Regions from separate parts of the Homo sapiens genome. Here region 2 is linked to region 1. A link is a loop called in an ENCODE intact Hi-C map of the cell type or tissue named here. Cell type or tissue: mammary epithelial cell. All regions are shown on one strand.

What was found. Peaks named below come from ENCODE experiments on the same cell type or tissue, not always from the same donor. Only the 100,000 strongest peaks of a DNase experiment are listed, where the experiment ranks them.
Region 2: it touches region 1 in a loop (4-fold over the local background); 14 of 110 quality-filtered maps call a loop at or near these places.

Annotation. Positions count from the first base shown.
Region 1 is chr7:79,295,286-79,300,285 of GRCh38, reverse strand. The region is part of intron 1 of MAGI2 (membrane associated guanylate kinase, WW and PDZ domain containing 2); the gene reads left to right. Among named protein-coding and RNA genes, the nearest start is that of MAGI2-AS3, 160 kb to the left of the region's middle. In mammary epithelial cell, a CTCF peak has its summit at 1,924; a DNase peak (open chromatin) is centred at 3,165; H3K27ac peaks cover 2,300 bases.
Region 2 is chr7:80,045,360-80,050,359 of GRCh38, reverse strand. No RefSeq gene overlaps it. Among named protein-coding and RNA genes, the nearest start is that of GNAI1, 87 kb to the left of the region's middle. In mammary epithelial cell, a CTCF peak has its summit at 2,309 (motif pointing right); no DNase peak of the experiment used is centred here.

The DNA of each region.
Region 1 (5,000 bases):
TCAGCATTTTGGTCACAACCATTTTACCAGTTTCCAAGAAATATCAAACTTTCTCTCATCATCTTGTCTTCCTCTGAGCCCTCCAAACTCTTCTAACCTCTGCCCATTACGCAGTTCCAAAGTCACATCCACATTTTCAGGTAACTTTATAGTAATGCCTCACTTCTCAGTACTGATTTTATGTATCAGGTTGTTCTTACACTGCTCTAAAAAAAATACCTGACACTGGGTAATTTATTTAAAAAGAGGCTTAATTGGCTCATGCTTCTGCAGGCTATATAGGAAGCATAGTGACAGCTGCCTCTAGGGGGGTCTCAGGAAGCTTCCAGTCATTGTGGAAGGCAAGGGGGAGCAGGTACTTCACATAGTGAAAGCAGAAACAAGAGAGAAAGAGTGAGGGGAGTAGATGTCACATACTTTTAAATGACCAGATTTTGTGACAGATCACTCCTTATAGCAAGCACAGCACCAAGCCATGAGGATCTGCTCCCATGATCCAAACACCTCCCACTAGGCCCCTCCTCTAGCATTGGGGATTACAATTCAATATGAGATTTGGGTGGGAACAAATATCCAAATGATATCACTGATCAATTATCGTTTTTTGTGTTTTTTTAGTGAATCTTTTTGAACCTATTTTGCCAACCGATTTGAAATATATAATTTTATATTACCATTTCAAGAAAGGAATGCCTTGGACAATAAAGATATCTTTTTTTTTTTTTTTTTTTGAGATGGAGTCTTGCTCTGTCTCCAGGCTGGAGTGCAGTGGCGCAATCTTGGCTCACTGCAACCTCTACCTCCCAGGTTCAAGCGATTCTCCTGCCTCAGCCTCCCGAAAGATATCTTTTTACATGGCTTATGCCTCTTCAAAATCTACTCCCAACTTACATTTCCAGGCCATCTCCTGACCATAAACAACTCAGAACTCAAGATTTTCACAACACTCTATGTCACCCCCTGCCTATCCATTTCCAGTTACATCATCTTCTTTTACCTAAATACCATTTATTCTCATTCCCATTTCTCTGCCCGGAAAATTTCTACTTAATCTTAAAAACCCACATCAAATATTCTTATATAAGGTCTTCCAACATCATCCTAAAGAATTACTTCCACTCCCCACCATGCTCACAATTCTGAGCATGCATCTATTATAAAACCCATCACATTGCCTTATTACTTATAGCAGAGAAATTACTTTTCTCTGCTTCAGTTTTTTAAAATTAAAACGTTATGTGGCATGAGCATCAAAACTGCCTAGTTTGCTAGGGCTGCCATGACAAAATACCATGGGGTGGCTTATACAACAGAAATTTATTTTCTCACAATTTTGGAGATTAGAAGCCTGAGATTAAGGTATTAATAGGGTTGGTTTCTTCTGAGGCTTCTCTTCTTGGCGTGTAGATATCTGTCTTTTCCCTCTGTCTTCACACAGTTTTCCCTCTGCATGTATGTGTTTCCAAATTTTCTCTTCTTATATGTACACTAGTCCTGTAGAATTAGCTCATTCTAAATTCACTACCTCACTCTAACTTGATTACCTTTTTAAAGACCCTGTTCCAAATACGGTCACATTATAAGATACTGGGGGTTAGGACTTCAACATATGAATTTTGGGGGGACACAATTTAGCCCCAAGTAGAGACCATGCTTAAATTATCTAGCCCTAACTCTTAACTCAGTTTCTACCATATAATAGAAACAATAAATATTTGTTAATGAACGCTATATTAATGAAAAAAATTTACTATGTATGATATGGTATTTAAAAATGTTTTTCTTATAATAAATTATAAGAACACTGGCAGGTTTTTTTGTGTGTTACAAAACAGCCATAATATTGTTTTTCACTAGCTTGTTCCTAAAAGAACTTACTTAGCTCCCCAAGTTAGGAACTCTCATAGCAATTTTGTTATGCTGCCACCAAGTGACACTTGATGGAACTGTTTCCACTTGTTCTGCAGAATCTAAGCTTTTGCTGAAATTAAAGATGATGAATCTCTCTTAAAACCTCTCAAAGACCCAATTATGACATTTTTGCATTTTAAAAATAAATTGCCCTCATTAAAACAAAAATGTAATCAAATATTGAAGAAAAATTGACAGGTAATTATATACGGCAAATATTTTTAAACTAATAAGACAGTATTCATCGTTCTCTGATAAAATGTTGATGTGCTAGATATAAAAAACAAACCATAACTTATATTCAACTTTAATTTTGACCACAAACATATCATAAGTCCACTCAGGAAGATAACACAGGTTTTAGTCCTTGCTGATCTTACAAAGAGACAAAAAGGTATCAGCAGCTTTTCTAACAGAGAGAAATGGTTGTTTTCCCTTAAATTTTGACTAGGAATGTAGCAGGGAATATCTGTTGCAAATATTAACTTGCTCATTCCCACCTGACGAAAGTTAAGTCAAAGCTGTGCTGAGATAGTACTTCAAAACTGTCCTTTCCACTCATTTGCCCAGCCATTCATTTTGCCTCAGGCAATAAATATTGCTGCTCAAAGAGGTCTTCCCTGACCACCTATCTAAAAAATACCCGCACTAAACCCAGTTATTCTCTATCAATAATATCACAAAACTTATTTCTCTGGATTTATATTATTCAGTTAATTTTTACTTATTTACAATATGGGCTTCTCTTGTTAGAAGATAAGCTCTATAGACCTTTTGATTCGTGATTCTGTTCCCATCAACTAGAAGAGTACTGGGTAGACTGCAGGTTATTAATAAATATTAATAAAATGAATGAATAGTATCTGACTAATTAGAATAAATTAAAATTTAACTGAGGCTCTTAGTCAACTGCCTTCTCGATGATAGTTCTCACATGGGAAGAGCCTGTAAATGACTGTGTGAATTCTTCCAGCTCTTTACTAGGATGGAAATGCAAGGAGAAGGCACTGAGCTCAATGCTTAATCTATTTTATTTCATCTAAAACATGCAATCCCCATCTATCTTGCTCATCTTCCTCCTGGCATCTCTAGTATTTTAATATCATAGTTTATCAATTTGAAAAATTACATCTTTTACATTTTTACATTTCTAAAATTGGGATGCATCTTTCAATTAATGGGAAATTGCAAACACTGTAGGCCAGGTGGTGGTTGTGATGTATGAATTTGTCATTGCCTGCACATGTGCAAACTTGATTGCTCTTCCTGCTGGCATGACTGAATGACTCCGTTCTCTTGAGGTTTCAACTTAATGAAATACTTAAGGGTTATTTTTTGTTTTACTTTATTTATAACTGACACATAATTGTACATATTTATGGGGTATGGTGTGATATTTCAATACATGTATTACACTGTATAATGTCAAATCAGAGTAATTAGCACATCCATCACTTTAAATACATATTATTTCTTTGTAGTGATATCATTCAAAATCCTCTCTTCTACCTATGTTGAAATATACCATAAACTATTGTGAGTTATAGTCATTCTATTGTGAAGTAGAACACCAGAATGTCTTCTTTCCATCCAACTGTAACTTTATGCCCATTGCCCAACCTTCCTCATTCTCCCCTCTCCTCTATACTAACCAGCCTCTGACAACCACCATTCTACTCTCTACTATGAATCAACTTTTCAGGATTCCACATATCCTTTTCAGGATCCCACCACCTGGCCCACAGTGTTTGCAATTTCCCATTATGAGCTCATGTGGTATTTGTCTTTTTGTGCCTGGCTTATTTTACTTAACATAATGTCCTCCAGGTTCATCCATGTTGCCACAAATGATAGGATTTTGTTCTGTTTTATGACTGAGGAGTGTTATATTGTGTATATATACCACATTTTCTCTATCCATGCATGTGTAGTTGGACACTTCAGCTGATTATGTCCTTGGCTATTATGAATAGTGCCACAATAAATACGGGAGTGCAGAGATCTTTTCAACACAACTGATTTCATTTCTTTCAGATATATACCCAGTAGTGGGATTGACAGATCATATGGTAGTTCTATCTTCAAATTATATGAAAAGGGGATATGATTTCTGATATTGTAGTCTGAAAACTTTCTATTACAACTTTAGATAAGATTAAAGGACCAGCAATAGCATCACAGAATGGGTGGAAATGACTTGGAAGAAAATCTACAGAGACAAGAGTGGAGCACTCTTTTTAGAGATGCCACAATATCAATGCTCTTGTGGCACAAAGAACAATATTGTACTGAAACATGGATTTGAACAACTCTGAGTTAATGCACAATTAGGAAAGTTAAATCCTGAATGTGAAGATTTTTAGGAATAGTTTCACTTTTCTTGTTTTCTGTTTTCATTTTCACTAGAACAGCATATGACAAATCTATGTCTAAATAAGCCTAAAATAATATTTTGAATAAATATATAAGTAAAATTCAAAGTAATAAGACATAATTTGTCACAATTTAATTGGAAGTGTGTTTTCTTCTTGATCACGTTTAAAATTATGATATATCTAATAATTGAAGGCATCTTACTATCACCGAAATGTGGTATTGTCTACCAAGTACCAAGCACAATGCTAGTCACTGCGGATACAAGAGTGTGAAAAAAAAATTCCTGCTTTCGTAAAGCTAGCCTGGCTTCACTAGCTGCACTACTCTACCACCTCCCCTAGACCAGAGGTAAATGAAGTAGTGATATAAGCCATTGTTTGAAAGTGTCTGGACAGGCATACTAAATAATCCTGGGAAGAATAGGAAGTATATTAACCATTTTCCCTTGACTCGACCGTGCCTGAAGGAGCTTTTAAAGAGGTAATTGAAAAGCAATTATATATTTAGCAAATATAATATGCTATGGATATTGTTAATGGTTGTACCAAGAAAATCTCTAAGTTGTATTTATTATTTCTTCCATTGGATATACTGCAGGTGATAGCACTGATTATTTTATACTGAAGTCACTTTTTGTCTTGATTTTGTACTTAAGTACCATAATGTATTCTGCAATCTTTGTCTATTCCTTCACTATCTGAACTCTGGTCTTA
Region 2 (5,000 bases), 750 kb before region 1:
TTAAGTTAGCCTTTACCTCAGAATTTAATGATTTTGGAATAGTTATTCTTATATCATTATGGTTGAGAAGTAGTTGGTGACACTTGACTTGGGATGTATTCCAGTATCTTCAGAGCAATTAAATTATTAGTAGCATCATGAAGCTCTTCATTACACAGCCATGATTTCAGTCCTATTGAAAATTTATAAATAATCCTTTGTTGTACTGTGCAATTGCCTTACTGTTGAAAAATGATGATGAATAATTTGTAAGTAAAACCTTACAGAAACTCTAAATGATCTTCATTTAAATACTTTGATTGAGTTTAAGGAGTCCATGAGACATCCAAAATAATAGCCATGATAAGTATTACAAATTTTAACATTTAGGTGTAAAAATTATGATTAAAATATGTGCTAACATTTTTATTGAGCATTATATGAATTATATAGCATTTAATATGTTTATAAATATCTAAGGGCTATTTCCAGAAAATGTCAAATTTCTAAGATTTATTTAATTTTCAAGGTAATTAGGGTTACACTGCCCTAGGAGAAAAACTAAATGTTTACCTTGTAGCCTAGGTAACAATCTGAACTCTGTGATCCTGCACATGTTCATCTATGGGCGCACGTATATGTTCAATCTATATCTGTGAGTAGGGGATGTATTTGGGTAGCAAAGACAATTTTCAGATATTAAACAGCAGAACTAGCCTTCCTCCTATGAACAATAATACTGAAACATTTGCCTGGCCCCTCTTTGTGGAGACAGTGCTGTCAAATTGATATGGACAGGAGGCAGGGAAATACTGGGTAGAAGAGGGTGGTCCCTAGGTAAAGGCCCCAACCTCAAGCCTGGAAACCTGTGGCCCTAAATGGAACAAACATTCCTGTTTTTGTGCCCAAATGTTGCCTTTTGGCCTGCTACACCCCCCATCCTGTACCCATATAAACCCCAAACCCCAGGCTCCACAAGCGGATGAGCAGACAAGCAGCAGAGCAGAGAAGCAGAAGAGTGGCAGAACAGTGCAGCAGAGAAGGAGAGAAGAGAAGGAGCATCTGAACATTGAGAGGAGTTTGGCTGGGGATGGTCAGAGAGGAGATCCAAGGGATGGCCAAACTCCAGGAGAAGATCATCTTTCCACTGTATCCCCTTTCCAGCTCCCCATCCATCCTGCTGAGAGCCACCTCCATCTCACAAAAAAATCCCCCACATTTACCATCATTTAATTCATCCACGTGTCCCTGATTCTTCCTGGATGCCCAACAAGAACCTGGGTACCAAGAGGGCACTAAGCTGGTTAACACTTAAGCCATCTGCGGATGGCAGAACTAAAAGTGCATTGTAACATGCCCACTGGGGCTTCAGGAGTGTCAGGTACCACCCACCCCAGGTGCTACAATGTGGACAGAGCCCAAAAGTGCTTGCCCTGGTTCCTGCACCTGCCCGTCTGCATGCTCCCCCTCCTGTAAGGTGTTTGAGTGCATGGTGGCCAAACAGACCAGCCACACCCCTGCTGCACGTACTGTGAGGGGGATCAGGTAATGCTCTCACTTCAAAATCTCGACATTTGGAGAATACGTTATTTTCCTTAGTAGTCATCCTTTTCAAGTGATCTTTTCAATAATGTAGACGTGATACAGCCATTAAAAAAGCTAGGCCAACTAACCACTACATTTTGCCTGTTTGATCCTCACATTGGTTATCAAATCTTCACATGGCAACTTTCCCTCTTTTTCTTCACTGCGAATAATTTAGGTTTTAAGAACTCTCAATTATCCTTTACAATGTGAATTCTCAATATACAAATAATAAACTGAAAAGGTTACCTTAGAATTTCTTTGAACTTCATGTGCCCTGTAAATAGCTTTGCTTAAAATGTAACCCAGTTTGTACCATCACTAGAAAATCCCTGGGTAAAAATGTAAAAATCCTAGCAATGTTTAAAAGTCAAGGACAAGGTATTACATATTCAGAAGAAGCTATGTTTTTATTATCAGAAAGAGTGATTCATTATTTAAGGGTTGTTCTCGTGTTTATCTGATTTTTTTTTTGTTCAGTGTTTCCATCCTTAAACATTATTTTATTCATCATTAAAACAATACATTTATTCATAAAGTATATTACATTCACAATGAAAGAATTTGTACCTTGTCCTCCATAAGCAAGTCAAGTGCAATTTTTAGAGCTTATGTTCTTAGAAGATGAACAGTAAGCCAATCTTAGTTATTTTCAAAAATATACTGGCAATGGTGTAGTGTTATGCATTTTGAGCAGGATTACCTAGTTAATAATTCTATATTACTCAATATAGCCACTAGATAGCAGTATAAGTCTTTGGAGTCTGATATAAAATACACATAGATAATTTTACAATTATATGTTTGATAATAGCTTGCACTTAATCTCACCAAAAGAAGAAATCTAAGGTGAAAAATTAATGCTTAAAGTCTAAAGTATTTCTGAGATGTGTTCTACTTTGATTTGGTATTTTTCTTCTTGAAATTAAACAATAACCTGGAAGTTAATTTTAACTTGATAATTACCTCAATTGATTTTATTATTCATTAAATACAAAAACATTATATAATTATTACTAAGTATGATACACAACATCAGAAAAATTTGAGATTATTGTTTAATATACATTATATTTTCAATAGTATCATTAAGTTATGTTAATGAAAATATATTGCTCTTTCAAAAATGTGAGTAGGCTTGTTTCAAATAAATTTTTAACGTACACATATATCGAAACAAAATGTAATGGTTTAGACTTTTGATCCTGTTGTGGATGAAGCTCACATTCTCCAAATCTCATAGAAACAACAAAGGAAACAAACATGAGAAGAATCTATAGCATTGTTGGAAAACATAAAAGGATGTTATTAATGAGACAGAAGCATTGGTGAATTTTTGGAAGGTATAAAGTAGAGGTACTTCAGTGGAAATAATTTTAAAACAAAATAAAATAAAATGCATATATGTGTTCTAAAAAATCCAAGATAGGCAAAGAAACAGAGAAGGAGATGAACCAATTTTTCCAATGACAAAGCTTAGTGTGGGAATAGGAATGGGAAGTATGGTAACTAATGAGATTTAGAGACCTGAAACTGTGTTTATACACAGCCTCATGCAATAAGACCAGCTGTCTGCAGTGTTTACTTACAGATTAAAGCTGGCAAAAATGCACTTTACATTAAGTGCATGATGCTTTTCGGAAGATCCTACTTTTGGGTATTGGGGCTTGAAAGAGACTCTGGCTGTATTTAAAGTATTTTGAGACTACCACAAAGTGTTTACAAAATGAAATTATTTTTGTAACAGGAAGGAAAAGTCCCAGAGCTTAATATAGGGAACATGTATTAAGACTGGAAAAACTGTGCTCTGGGTCAATGAACATTGCAGTTTATACATGTGTGAGTGACAATGCCAAAGGGACATAGGTTTCCTTAGGAGGCCAATGTAATTAGGCAAAGGGGGCAAGTCCTTTATAGAATATTCTCTGTTAGAACTGCAATTTTCAAATTAGCTTTTATTTCTTGAACTATACAATTTATTTTTTTCTTTTTCAAAGCCTTTAAGACCTTGAGTTTACAGCTTAACTGTTCATCACTATCATACTTGACATAAATAAAAAACTTTTGGCAGGGTGTGGTGGTTCATGTCGGTAATTCTAGCATTTTGGGAGGCTAAGGTGGGAGGATTGCTTGAGACCAGAAGTCTGAGGTCATCCTGGGCAACACAGGGAGACCCTGTCTCTAAAATAAATGAATGAATGAATAAATAAATAAATAAATAGCTGGGCACAGTGGCATATACCTGTAGTCCCAGATGCTCAGGAGGCTGAAGTGGGAGGATCACTTGAGCCCAGGAGGTCAAGGCTGCGCTGAGCTGTAATTACATCGCTGCATTCCAGACTGGGCTAAAAAGTGAGACCCAGTCTTAAAAAAAAAAAGAAAGAAAGAAAGAAAAGAAAAAAGCTTTTGCTCAATCACTTTGTCAAACAAGTACCGTCAAGAGATTACCAAAATTTTAATAATAACTAACATATATTTAAATCTTACTATATGTCAGTCACAGTCCTAAAAACCCTCTTTAGATTCATTTTAAAAAATTGTTTTTTATATAACCCAGTGATGGAGGTACTACTTTCCCCACAAGAGCACTACAGCAAAAAAGCTAGATAATTTGTGGTGACTTGTAACCCAGGTATGTCAGTTTTGCAACCCATACCTGTACTATTTGTGGTAGACAGAATAATGGCCCTCCCAAAGGCTATGTCCTAACCCTTGGAAACTGAATATGTCATATTTCCACAAAAAAAGGGCAGAATAATATGATTTGGCTGTGTCTCCAACCGAATGTCATCTTGAATTGTAGCTCCCATAATCTCCACATGTCTTGGGAGGGACATGGTGGGAGGTAATTGAAACATGGCGGCAGGTCTTTTCCATGCTGTTCTCATGATAGTGAATAAGGCTCATGAGATCTGATGGTTTTAAAAGGGGGAGTTCCCTTGCACATGCTCTCTTGCCCATTGCCATGTAAGACGTGACTTTTCTCCTCATTTGCTTCTGCCATGATTGTGAGGCCTCCCGAGCCATGGGGAACTGTGAGTCAATTAAACCTCTGTCCTTTATAAATTACCCAGTCTCTGGTATGTCTTTATTAGCAGTGTGAGAACAGACTAATACAGTAAATTAGTACTGGTAGAATGGGGTACTGCTGTAAGCATAACCAAAAACGTGGAAGCTACTTTGGAATTGGGTAATAGGCAGAGGTTGGAACAGTTCAGAGGGTTCAGAAGGGGACAGGAAGATGTGAGAAAATTTAGAATTTGCTAGAGACTTGTTGAATGGCTTTGACTAAAATGCCGATAGTGGTATGGACAATGAAATCCAGGTTTAGGTGCTTTCAGATGGAGATGGGGTGCTTTTTGGGAACTGGAATAAAGGTGACTCTTGCTATGTTTTAGCAAAGAGACTGGTGCCATTTTGCCCCTGCCTTAGAGATT